Linked DNA regions of Homo sapiens: region 2 is linked to region 1. Evidence: chromatin loops called from intact Hi-C (ENCODE). Cell type or tissue: gastrocnemius medialis. All regions are shown on one strand. Each heading gives the region's core, and the rest is flanking DNA. Links, peaks and the distances in the headings are about the cores only.

What was found. Peaks named below come from ENCODE experiments on the same cell type or tissue, not always from the same donor. Only the 100,000 strongest peaks of a DNase experiment are listed, where the experiment ranks them.
Region 2: it touches region 1 in a loop (2.0-fold over the local background); 5 of 110 quality-filtered maps call a loop at or near these places.

The regions. Positions count from the first base shown.
Region 1 is chr1:31,152,810-31,158,183 of GRCh38, reverse strand. LOC107984935 (a long non-coding RNA gene) reads right to left here and starts at 3,138. Exons shown (of 2, transcript XR_001737961.2): 1 at 3,032-3,138; 2 at 2,050-2,459. RefSeq lists enhancers at 2,334-2,423, 1,998-2,633, 3,271-3,907, 3,908-4,545 and a silencer at 2,594-3,183. In gastrocnemius medialis, for the core only: a CTCF peak has its summit at 2,747 (motif pointing left); DNase peaks (open chromatin) are centred at 2,623 and 3,313; H3K4me3 peaks cover 1,514 bases; H3K27ac peaks cover 1,645 bases.
Region 2 is chr1:30,980,335-30,985,708 of GRCh38, reverse strand. It overlaps PUM1 (pumilio RNA binding family member 1), which reads left to right. Exons shown (of 22, transcript NM_001020658.2): 8 at 4,304-4,397. Among named protein-coding and RNA genes, the nearest start is that of SNORD103C, 15 kb to the right of the region's middle. RefSeq lists an enhancer at 1-78. In gastrocnemius medialis, for the core only: a CTCF peak has its summit at 2,508 (motif pointing left); DNase peaks (open chromatin) are centred at 2,558 and 4,358; H3K4me3 peaks cover 576 bases; H3K27ac peaks cover 4,872 bases.

The sequences.
Region 1 (5,374 bases), core at 78-5,077:
CGATTCATATTGTTAATTGTTCAGTCTTTCAACCAGCCTGCAAGCTTATTTGTGTAGGAACTGTAACTTGTTCACTGTATTCCTCAGCACATGACCTAGCAGAGTGGGTGTTTCACCATGTTGGCCAAGCTGGTCTTGAACTCCTGACCTCAGGTGATCCGCCTCCCAAAGTGTTGGGATTACAGGCGTGAGCCACCGCACCCGGCCAAGACAAAATTATGAGAAATTTAGTATAAAAATATCAGTTGGCTTTATTTGCGATTCCACAATTGGGCAGCACCTCATTCTATAAAATAGAATAAGTATGTCAATGATCTGAGCAGAAGAGCTTGGCTTTATAGACACAGAAGGGTTAAAGAAAGCATTGGCAAAGAATAAAGAGTATATTAGGCCCAGAGCCCTGGATCACACCTGTAATCCCAGTGATTCAGGAGGCTGGGATGGGAGGATCCCTTGGGCCAGGAGTTTCAGGCCAGCCTGGCCAACATGGTGATACCCCGTCTCTACAAAAATTTAAAAAATGGGCCAGGTGAGGTGGTTCCCTGGAGGCCGAGGTGAGCGGACCACCTGAGGTGAGGAGTTCCAGACCAGCCTGGCCAAGATGGTGAAACCCTGTCTTTACCAAAAATTCAAAAATTAGGCCAGGCATGGTGGCTCACACCTGTAATCCCAGCACTTTGGGAGGCCGAGGTGGGTGGATCATGAGGTCAGGAGATCAAGACCACCCTGGCTAACATGGTGAAACCCCATCCCTACTAAAAATACAAAAAATTAGCTGGGTGTGGTGGCAGGCACCTGTAGTCCCAGCTACTCGGGAGACGGAGGCAGGAGAATGGCGTGAACCCGGGAGGTGGAACTTGCAGGGAGCCAAGATGGCACCACTGCACTCCAGCCTGGGGACAGAGCGAGACTCTGTCTCAAAAAAAAAAAAATCAAAAATTATCCGGGTGTGGTGGAATTTTTTTTTTTTTTTTAACGGCCAGGTGCAGTGGCTCACGCTTGTAATCCCAGCACTTTGGGAGGCTGAGGCAGGTGGATCACTTGAGGTCAGGAGTTCGAGACCAGCCTGGCCAACATGAAGAGACTGTGTCTCTACTAAAAATACAAAAATTAGCAGGGCATGTGGTGCACGCCTGTTATCCCAGCTACTCAGGAGGATGAGGCACAAGAATCGCTTGAACCTGGGAGACAAGAGGTTGCAGTGAGCTAGGTAGCACCACTGCACTCCAACTCCAGCCTAGGCAACAGAGTGAGACTCCATCTCAAAAAAAAAAAAGGCCAGGTGCAGTGGCTCACACTTGTAATCCTAGCACTTTGGGAGGCCAAGGCAGGCGATCACTTGAGGTCAGGAGTTCGAGACCAGCCTGGCCAACATGGCAAAACCCTGTCTCTATTAAAAATACAAAAAAATTAGCCAGGCGTGGTGGCATATGCCTGTAATCCCAACTACTCGGGAGGCTGAGACAGGAGAATTGCTTGAACCCAGGAGGCGGACGTTGCAGTGAGCCGAGATGGCGCAAGACTCCATCTCAAATAAAAAAAAAAAAATTAAAAATAAGCAGAGCGTGGAGGTGTCCACCTGTGGTCCCAGGTACTCAGGAGGCTGAGGCAGGAGGATCGCTTGAGCCCAGGAAGTCAAAGCTTCAGTGAGCTGGGTTTATGCCACTATGCCACTGCACTCCAGCCTGGGTGACAAAGCTAGACCCTGTACCTTAGAAAAAAGAAAAATTTTTAAAAAAGGCCAGACACAGTGGGTTATGCCCGTAATCTTAGCACCTTGTGAGTTCTAAGCCGGTGGACCACTTGAGCTCAGGAGTTCGAGACCAGCCTGGCCAAAATGGTGAAACCCTGTCTCTACTTAAAAAAAAAAAAAAAATTAGCTGGGCATGGTGGTGTGCGCCTGTGATCCCACTTACTTGGGAGGCTGAGGCAGGAGAATCGCTTGAACCCGGGAAGCAGAGGTTGCAGTGAGCCGAGATTGCACCACTGCACTCCAGTCTGGGCGACAGAGCGAGACTCTATCTCAAAAAAAAAAAAAAGAGTATATAGTTATTTTTCAAAGTTACTTTTACTTTTCTTGTAAGGCAGGACAGACCAATAGAATAATAACCAAGTGGTTACTATCAGGTTCTTTCAAGCCGCCTTTTTTTGCGTAGGATTAAAGCAGGGAAATGTGATGTTGATTGAGGATTTAAACCGGCCTGTTTGGGAAATTGGCTGTTGTCTCTTGATTTCTCCCCAGGTTAGATGGCAACTCAGTTTCCATTTGGTAATGTGGAACTTTAGCATGGGTGACTCTTTTGATTTTTAGTCTGGTCGGCTGGGGCCTGGTGCAGAAACTTAGTCCAAAACAGTGGCCTCCTATAATGTTTATTTAACGGTAGGAAACACATGTTAGTTAAGGTGATGGTGAAGCCTTCCTCTTCACTTCCATTCTCTCAACCCACTCTCCCAGGGCCCTGCAAAACAAGAAGGGCCATCGTCATTTCACAGAAGCGGAAACAAGACCCACGCAGGGAAGGACTTGCTCCAGGGCTCGGCGGGGTGCCGCACAGCCTGGGACCTGCGGGTTCTCAGGACAGACGTGTGGCGGGGCCAACAGTGCGGCGCTCAGGGATAGTGGGGCGCGGCCCAAAGCGGGTGGAGCGCGGCCCAAAGCGGGTGGGGCGCGCAGACTCCACGTGGCCCCGGCGCCGCCCTCTGCGCCCCCTCCCGGCCTCTCCCGGGCCACCCGCGGATTCCCCCAGAGAGGATCGCGCCCTGAACCCGCCGCCCCCGGCTCCTGAGGCCAGGCCTCGCCTCCATTCCTGCCCTGCGCCCTCCCCCTCTCCGGGGCCAGGGGGCCCTCTAAGCTTCCGGGTCTCCAGCCCCCAAAAGGGCCCCGCTCTAGCGGCGACTCCCCGCCCGCCTCTCCCGGGACTCGGGTCCCGCCTCCAGCACCCACTTTAGCCTCCCCCAGATAAGTCCCGCCAGACCCCCACACCCCCAACCCCCACACCCCCAGCCCCTTCCCAACTCCCCTCGTCCCCACCTCCGGCCCCGCGCCCGCGCCCGCGCCCGATCCTTCACGGACTCGTTCCGAAGATCCAGCCTCGCCCTGCCCCGCCCAGGGCCCGGCCGCTCCCCGCCCTCGTCCCCCGGCCCGGGCTCCGCCCCTCCCTCGACTCCGGCCCCGCCCTCCCCCCCGCTCCCTCCGGTCCCCGGATCGGGCCCCGCCCCCGCCCCCGCCCCAAGGACTCTCTTTGTTCCGGAGTCAACCGGCCTCGGTCCTGGGATCGCTGATTCCACGGAGGAGAGCCATACCTGGGCGTCTCCACCCCCCACCCCACTGTCTCTGGAGACCAAGGCCGGCGCCGGGGGAGGCGGGTGTGCGGGCGCGCGAGCCGAGCCCTTTGTTCAGGAGAACATTCCTCAGCGCCAGCCTCCCCACCTGGAGAGCCTGTGGTTCCTGTTTCAGGCTTTGCCTTGGAGAAACTCTCGCCGAGTATGCAGCTCTCAAGCCTGGCTTCTGGCGCATCCTACTTCATGGCCTTCAACGGGTCCTTTGACCTCCCTGAACCTCAATTTTCTCACTTGTAGAATGGGAACCAAAATTCTGACGTCGAATGATCGCTGTGAAATTAAATTAAATGCCAAAACACAAATGTAGAGTATCTGCAGGCATAAGGTGAATGTTAGATACTTGCGTTTGGAAGACCTTCACCGAAAGAAGCTAACATTTTTGTATTGAGTTCACCCTACTCCCCCATCCCGCTTTGTATGGGCAATTTGTAGTCCTCCCAAATCTTTGAAATCTCACTTTCTTAGTAAAGACTTTCCCTGATTTCTGGGGCACACCCTCATGGAGTCACCCTCTGGCATATTTCCATAGCATGCTGTAACGTCTATTAAAATATTTGCAGTTACTTTTTTTTTAATTGAGACTTAATTTGCATTCAGCGAAATACACACAACTTGGCAGGGCGCGGTGGCTCGCGCCTGTAATCCCAGCACTTCGGGAGGCCGAGGCGGGCAGATCACCTGAGGTCAGGAGTTTTGAGACCAGCCTGGCCAACATGGCGAAACCCCATCTTTACTAAAAATACAAAAATTAGCCGGGCCTGGTGGTGCGTACCTCTAATCCCAGCTACTCAGGAGGCTGAGACAGGAGAATCACTTGAATCCAGGAGACGGAGGTTGCAATGAGCCGAGATTGGGCCATTGCACTCCAGCCTGGACGACAGAGCAAGACTCTGTCTCACAAAAAAAAAAAAAGAAAAGAAAGAAAAAAAGAAACTGCCAAACAGTCCTCTCAAGTTATATAGTTATATCCTTTTACATTCCATTCTTTACATGCGGTTTTTTTTTTTTGTTTTTTTTTTTTTTTTTTGAGACAAGGCCTCACTCTGTCACCCAGGCTGGAGTGCAGTGGTGTGATCATAGTGATCATAGCTCAGCAGCCTCGACCTCCCGTGCTCAAGCCATCCTCCCGCCTCAGCCTCCCAAAGTACTGGGATTACTAGCTTGAGACTCTTTGCCCAGCCCCATTTTCCATTCTCACCAGCAGTTATAAGCATTCCAGTTGCTCCACATCCTCTTGAGCATTTGACATTGCCAAACATTTTACTTTTAGCCATTGGAATGGGTGTAGTGTATCTCATTATGACATTACTTTTTAAAAATGAGTAATACAAGTATTCAGTTCTAAAGGTACAAAAGCCTATTAGTCTGTTTAATTTTTCTCCCTGAAAAGTATGTTTCATGAGTGGCTTGTGTCTCCATTTACACTGACATTTCTTTTTGACTATCTGTCTTTTTTCCACTAGAATATAAGCCCCAGGAGGAGAGGGACTGCCTATGGTGATGATAGCTGTCATCTCAGCTCCTTTCTAAAGCTAGTAAAAGCCTAATAAATATTGGTGAATGAATGCCCAGCACTATTCTTCTAGACAAGTCGCATAATCTATTACATTATCACATTTTGATTCAAGAGAGTAGCAGATTCCTTTGGGACTAAGTATGGAACTGAGTGATATCAATACAAAGTTGTGGCCGGGTGCGGTGGCTCACACCTGTAATCCCAGCACTTTAGGAGGCCGAGGTGGGTGGATCACGAGGTCAGGAGATTGAGATGAGCCTGGCCAACATTATGAAACCCCATCTCTACTAAAAATACAAAAATTAGCTGGGCGTGGTGGTGTGTGCCTGTAATCCCAGCTACTCCGGAGGCTGAGGCAGGAGGATCGCTTGAACTAGGGAGTCAGAGGTTGTGGTGAGCTGAGATCGTGCCACTGCACTCCAGCCTGGCGACAGAGCAAGACTCTGTTTCAAAAAAAAAAAAATACAAAGTTGTAAAATGAATGAATGTTGATGAAGGAGCTCTCGGGGTGTTCCT
Region 2 (5,374 bases), core at 135-5,134, 170 kb after region 1:
ATAGCAGCTGGTGGTCCTGGTGCGGTGAGATTTTGACTCTTTTTTTTTTTTTTTTTTTGAGATGGAGTTTCACTCTTGTTGCTTAGGCTGGAGTGCAATGGCCATCTCGGCTCACCTCAACTTCCGCCTCCTGGGTTCAAGCAATTCTTCTGCCTCAGCCTCCCGAGTAACTGGGATTACAGGCCTGCACCACCACTCCCGGCTAATTTTGTATTTTTATTAGAGATGGGGTTTCTCCATATTGGTCAGGCTGGTCTCGAACTCCTGACCTCAGGTGATCCGCCTGCCTCGGCCTCCCAGAATGCTAGCATTAAAGGCATGAGCCACTTTGCCTGGCTGATTTAGACTCTTAATACAGACTAGGAGGAGTCCTGCCCTCTGCTTTTGGTCTGCTTGGGCTGCCTGGCTCTGGGAAGGAACTGTAAAGGGTGACTCTCAGAAGGGCTGAGTCTGTTGGGGGTGCTCTCCCCATTCATCAGAAAGAACATCACACATAAAGGACTCTTATAAATCTTTACATGTGTTAATTTTAATCCCCACAGCAACCTGCCATGTTACATATTATCTTTATTGTCATATTAAAGAGGAGAAGAGAATGAGGCACAGAGAGATTAAGCGATTTGCCAGAGGTGACATAGCAAGTCACTGGTGAGCTGAGATAGAAACCAAGGCTGTCTGGCTCCAGAGTCAGTGCTCTTAACCCCTGTCTGCTATGTATATAGTCTCAAACTGGTAAAAAAGTCAGGGCTGGCAGTACATTTTATTGTGGCCGGTGGCCAGGGGGGAGTGGGGGCGGTAGTCTTTTGCATTTACTAACTCCTTATTTAGACATTACTCCTCCAGGTTTAGAAAAAAAAAGCCATAATTTTTTATGTCAGCAACTGCTATTGATAACAACAACAGTAATAATAGTAGTAGCTATCTTTTATAAGATGCCAACTACATGTCAGTCACTATATTGGGTGTTTTTGGCTGCCCGGATTCCTTTCTGGAATAAGAGCTCTGTAGACTGTTTTTAATATAGTAAGTGACAGAGAAAGGAGGCAAACCAGCTTGTCTACTTCTTAAACTATGCCTTCAGTATTTATTAGGAACCTCGATATGCTTGAAGTAGATGATACATTTTCCCCAGCATTCAGACTCTTGAACAACTTGTGAAATCTACCCAAGTGAATTATAATTAACTGCGTCACATTTATCATTATACTGACCTTTGAGCATTTCCCCCAACTCACAGTATTTTGTTTCTCAGTTATGGGATATTCGCTTGCTTTGTGAAAAACATGAAAATGTTAGCAGAGCTCAGTGCTTTGCCCAGCAGATGGCATTTGTGTGAGTTTTTCAGGATCCTTTGGAATCTGTCACTTGCCAATTACCCAATTTGTTTTGAATACTCTGTATTTCCAGTTAATATTGCACCATTTACATAAAGAGAATGTGCCAAAATTGCTGTAATCTGTTCTGTAATCAAATCTGTCTGCTGTAGATGTATAATTTACTTTTGTTAAGTTGTTTACTGCAAAATGGTCTCAAGAAAATCCTTTTCTATTCACCATAATTACTAAGATATTAATCAGCTCTCAAACATAGGCTATATGGGGTCTCTTGTAAGGCTTGTTTGCTTTTAGTTAAAAGTAATAGTTCCTGCTTTCAGAATGTTTTAATGTGGTGGTGAAAACCACAAGCTAATGTTATATGGAATGATTACTTTTGTGGTATTCCCACATGCCATGTATTTCCGTGTATATTTACAGATACAGTACACATACATAAAATGACTTACATGTAATATTAAAAAAATATATAGCCCAGGTGTGGTGGCTCACGCCTGTAATTCCAGTCCTTTGGGAGGCCAAAGTGGAAGGATCATTTGAGCCCAGGAGTTCCAGACCAGCCTGAGCAACGTAGACTTCATCTCTACAAAAAAGTTCAAAAAAAAAAAAAAAAAAATGCCAGGCGTGGTGACATGCGCAGCTACTTGGAGGCTGAGGCAGGAGGATTGCTTGAGCCCAGGAGTTTGAGGCTGTAGTGAGCCATGATCACGTCACTGCATTTAAGCCTGGGTGACAGACAGAGTAAGACTCCGACTCTTCAAACAAACAAAAATATATGAAGTGAGGTTAAGTCAGATGGAATGGCAGTGGACTACTGTTTTTGGTTAATAAATCGAGATACCCTTAAGAGTTGTGTTCTGAACATACTGTCTTTTTTTCCCCAGTTCCATGTCACAGCACCTGCCTAATAATAGGTGCTCGAAAAACATCTGTTGAATGAAATGAATTCTTTTGTTTGCAGTAGGGCAAAGAAGGGTAGAGAGAAGCAGCTAGCACAAGCTGATATGTTAAATGTTGCAAAAGGTTTTAGGCCAAGAAAATTCCAGAAACCCATTGAAGAGGCAATACATGTTTAGTGGAACTATGAGATGTTTTCACAACCTTGGAAATAATTTAAAAGTAACTTTCTACTGTTTTACTTATTTCCCACTCCTGGCTGCCCCTCTTGGGTGGACTGCCTCCTGTTGGAGGGAATACTGTGTGAGACACATCTTTAGTAAAACAGAAATGTGAAACCAACTTGCAGAAATCACAAGCACACTGTTACCAAATAGTCTTGACTGGCTCCCTTCCTGGAGGACAAATGTTTTGATAATGTCTGTCAGTAGATTCAGTTCCCCTATTTCTTTTTAAGACTTGATATTTAGTAATACTGTTTCTTTTTTGCCAGCATCGCAGTGAAGTTTTTCTTTAACTTTTGGGGAAAAACAAAACAAAACAAAACAAAAAAAACTAAAGTATTTTTGAAATCTGTGCATGGTTACTTTTGACATTCATACTCCAAAAGCAGAGACTAAGACTAAAGAGTTAACAGGTGAAATTGGCCAATATCTTCAAAGTATTCACTTTTTGTTTTCTTTTAATCTAAAATTAGCCTCATGTTTGAGGTGTAGAGGGTAGCCAAATCTCAGGATAAAATCTCTCCACCACCTAAGATAAGAGTAAGTCCAGTCATGACAATAATTAAGCTGAGTTGCTAGAATGACATTATCTCCTAATGTCTGAAACAATCAGGTCTCTTTATGAGGACATCTGTAATTCAAGATCCATGGTGTCTGTTAAACATCATCCAGCAATGTCAGCTGAGCTGTTGAAAAATCCTGTAGGAAGAGCAGGTAGGTTGAAGGTCCTATCCAGGGAGGTCACTTCAGTAAGTGCTTTCAGTCTGATTTTAGCAAACATTGAAGTCTTCAGTATGACTCCTTGGAAGGAGGCCCATTAAGGTGATCCACAAATTAGGTTACTGGCATCCCCTTTCTTTATACCAATACTATTCATACTAAAATGTAATCTCCATCAGGGCAGGATTATGTATTGTTTTATTGACTGTCATATCCCTAGTTCCTTGCACAGTGCCTAGCAGGTATCATTTGTTTCATAAATATTTGTTGAATTAATGAGTGAATGACTGGTTTTGTATTAACGTAGAATCGTAAGACATTCTTAGTGTTGTTAAGGCCTTTGAACTTTCTTTTCTTTAGAACTAAGAAGTGTGCTAGGTGTGAGCTCATAATCCAAGTTTTGTTAGTAGCTGCTGTGTTTCTGCTGTTTTATTTTTAACATATAAAGAATAGTATCCCAGAAGACTCTGGAGCTCCCGAAAGTTGGGCAGGTGTCTTAATTTACTCATTAGGATAAGCTACTAGTTGAGGAAGTTATTCAATACCATTTTCCCAGGAAGAGGCAGCTCAGAGGATGAAGTGAACACTTTTCATATTCTTCTCCAAAATGTGAGTAGGTGAGGATTAATTCAGTTATTTGTGGGGTCTTGAAAGCACTGAAAGGAGATTCAGCACTAGGGACAATGTGACAAATCAGTTGGTAGTACATTTGTCTAATTTTTAACTTTGCCTTGGATCAGGCAGGACCTGTAGACCTGATAATCTTTAGGGCTTTTGAATGCATATATATGAGATATATAGATAGATATATAGATATAGATATAGATATCTCATATGTGTGTGTGTGTGTGTGAGAGAGTGTGTATTTGTGGTTCAGGGGACATATAATCTGTGAAGCGGTCAGCTCATGGAACCAGGACACAGTAAATTGAAGTAAAGAAAGAGAGACAGGGAGAACAGAAGTATGAAACATTTTAATCCCATGGGAATGAAGTAGAGTGTGAGAACATTTATTGTTAAGGTGTCACGCCTAAACAAGTGCTTATTAAAATTTTTAGTCAGAGAGGTTTTTAAATGATTTTGTAAGACAGTTTCCCTAACCACACCGTGTTTTTCCTCTTGCCTCAGCTGTTCCAAAGACCTAATGCGCTTGCTGTCCAGCAGTTGACAGCTGCTCAGCAGCAGCAGTATGCACTGGCAGCTGCTCATCAGCCGCACATCGGTAAGTCCTTAAGCCCATAGCTCTTTCATGATAGGTGTGGCCGCCATTTTAGGATAACTGGTTGCTGTGAAACCCAGTAATTTAAACTGATTATAAAAGTTCAGACAAATCCCTCAGACAGAGTAAGTGGCCTCTTCCTTTTGTCCAGTTGTCTCCAGCCACATTAGTTTTGACATAGCTTGTAGACCCGCATCATAACATTTCTTCAGTGTTCAGCCATTGCCCTACCTCAGATGTTTCAGGATTTAAAGTATTTATCAGAGTAATGACTGGTGACTACCATTAGCTCTTTCGGTAAGATTTGGATGACATTGATTACATAAGTTGTGGTTCTATAGACTAATATATCAGCTTCTTATTTTGTGAACAAACAGTATAAATCCATTTTCCAGTAAGTATGCATTGAAAAAATTTAAAAGTATTCTCATATAATTACCGATTTTAAAGTAGCTTTGCCCTTTTCCTTTAGCAGTTGTTAAAGTTTTGAGCGATGTATTCATCGTACTGCCTAGACGTTTCTTCCCCCTGGACCTTCTTAAGGTCTCTTAGAGTGCATTAAGTATAAACAAGTAGAAGTAGAATTTTTTTTTTTAATGTGTCAAAATGGCATGATTGAGTAGAAAGGAGATAGCTAATCTTGGATGTGATAGGCTATAGAAGAATATACTTACTTCCAACCTAAATAAATAAAGGCCAGGCATAAAGTCCTTGGGTCTGATAATGTATAGTTGTAGATGGTAATCTTTATAAATACCCATACATTTTATTTCATGAAAACTGTTTGGAAAATTGTTTTAAATAGAAATAAATACTTCATCCCATTTTAATATTAGTCTTTAAAATTGTTCTATTGTAGGCTGTTACAATTTTAATAATCTTTTAGAAATGCTGAATTTATAACTATATACAGTTTTAAGTTAAATATTTCTTTAGCAAAGGTAAAATTTGACTATATAAACATTTCATTATAATCTTTA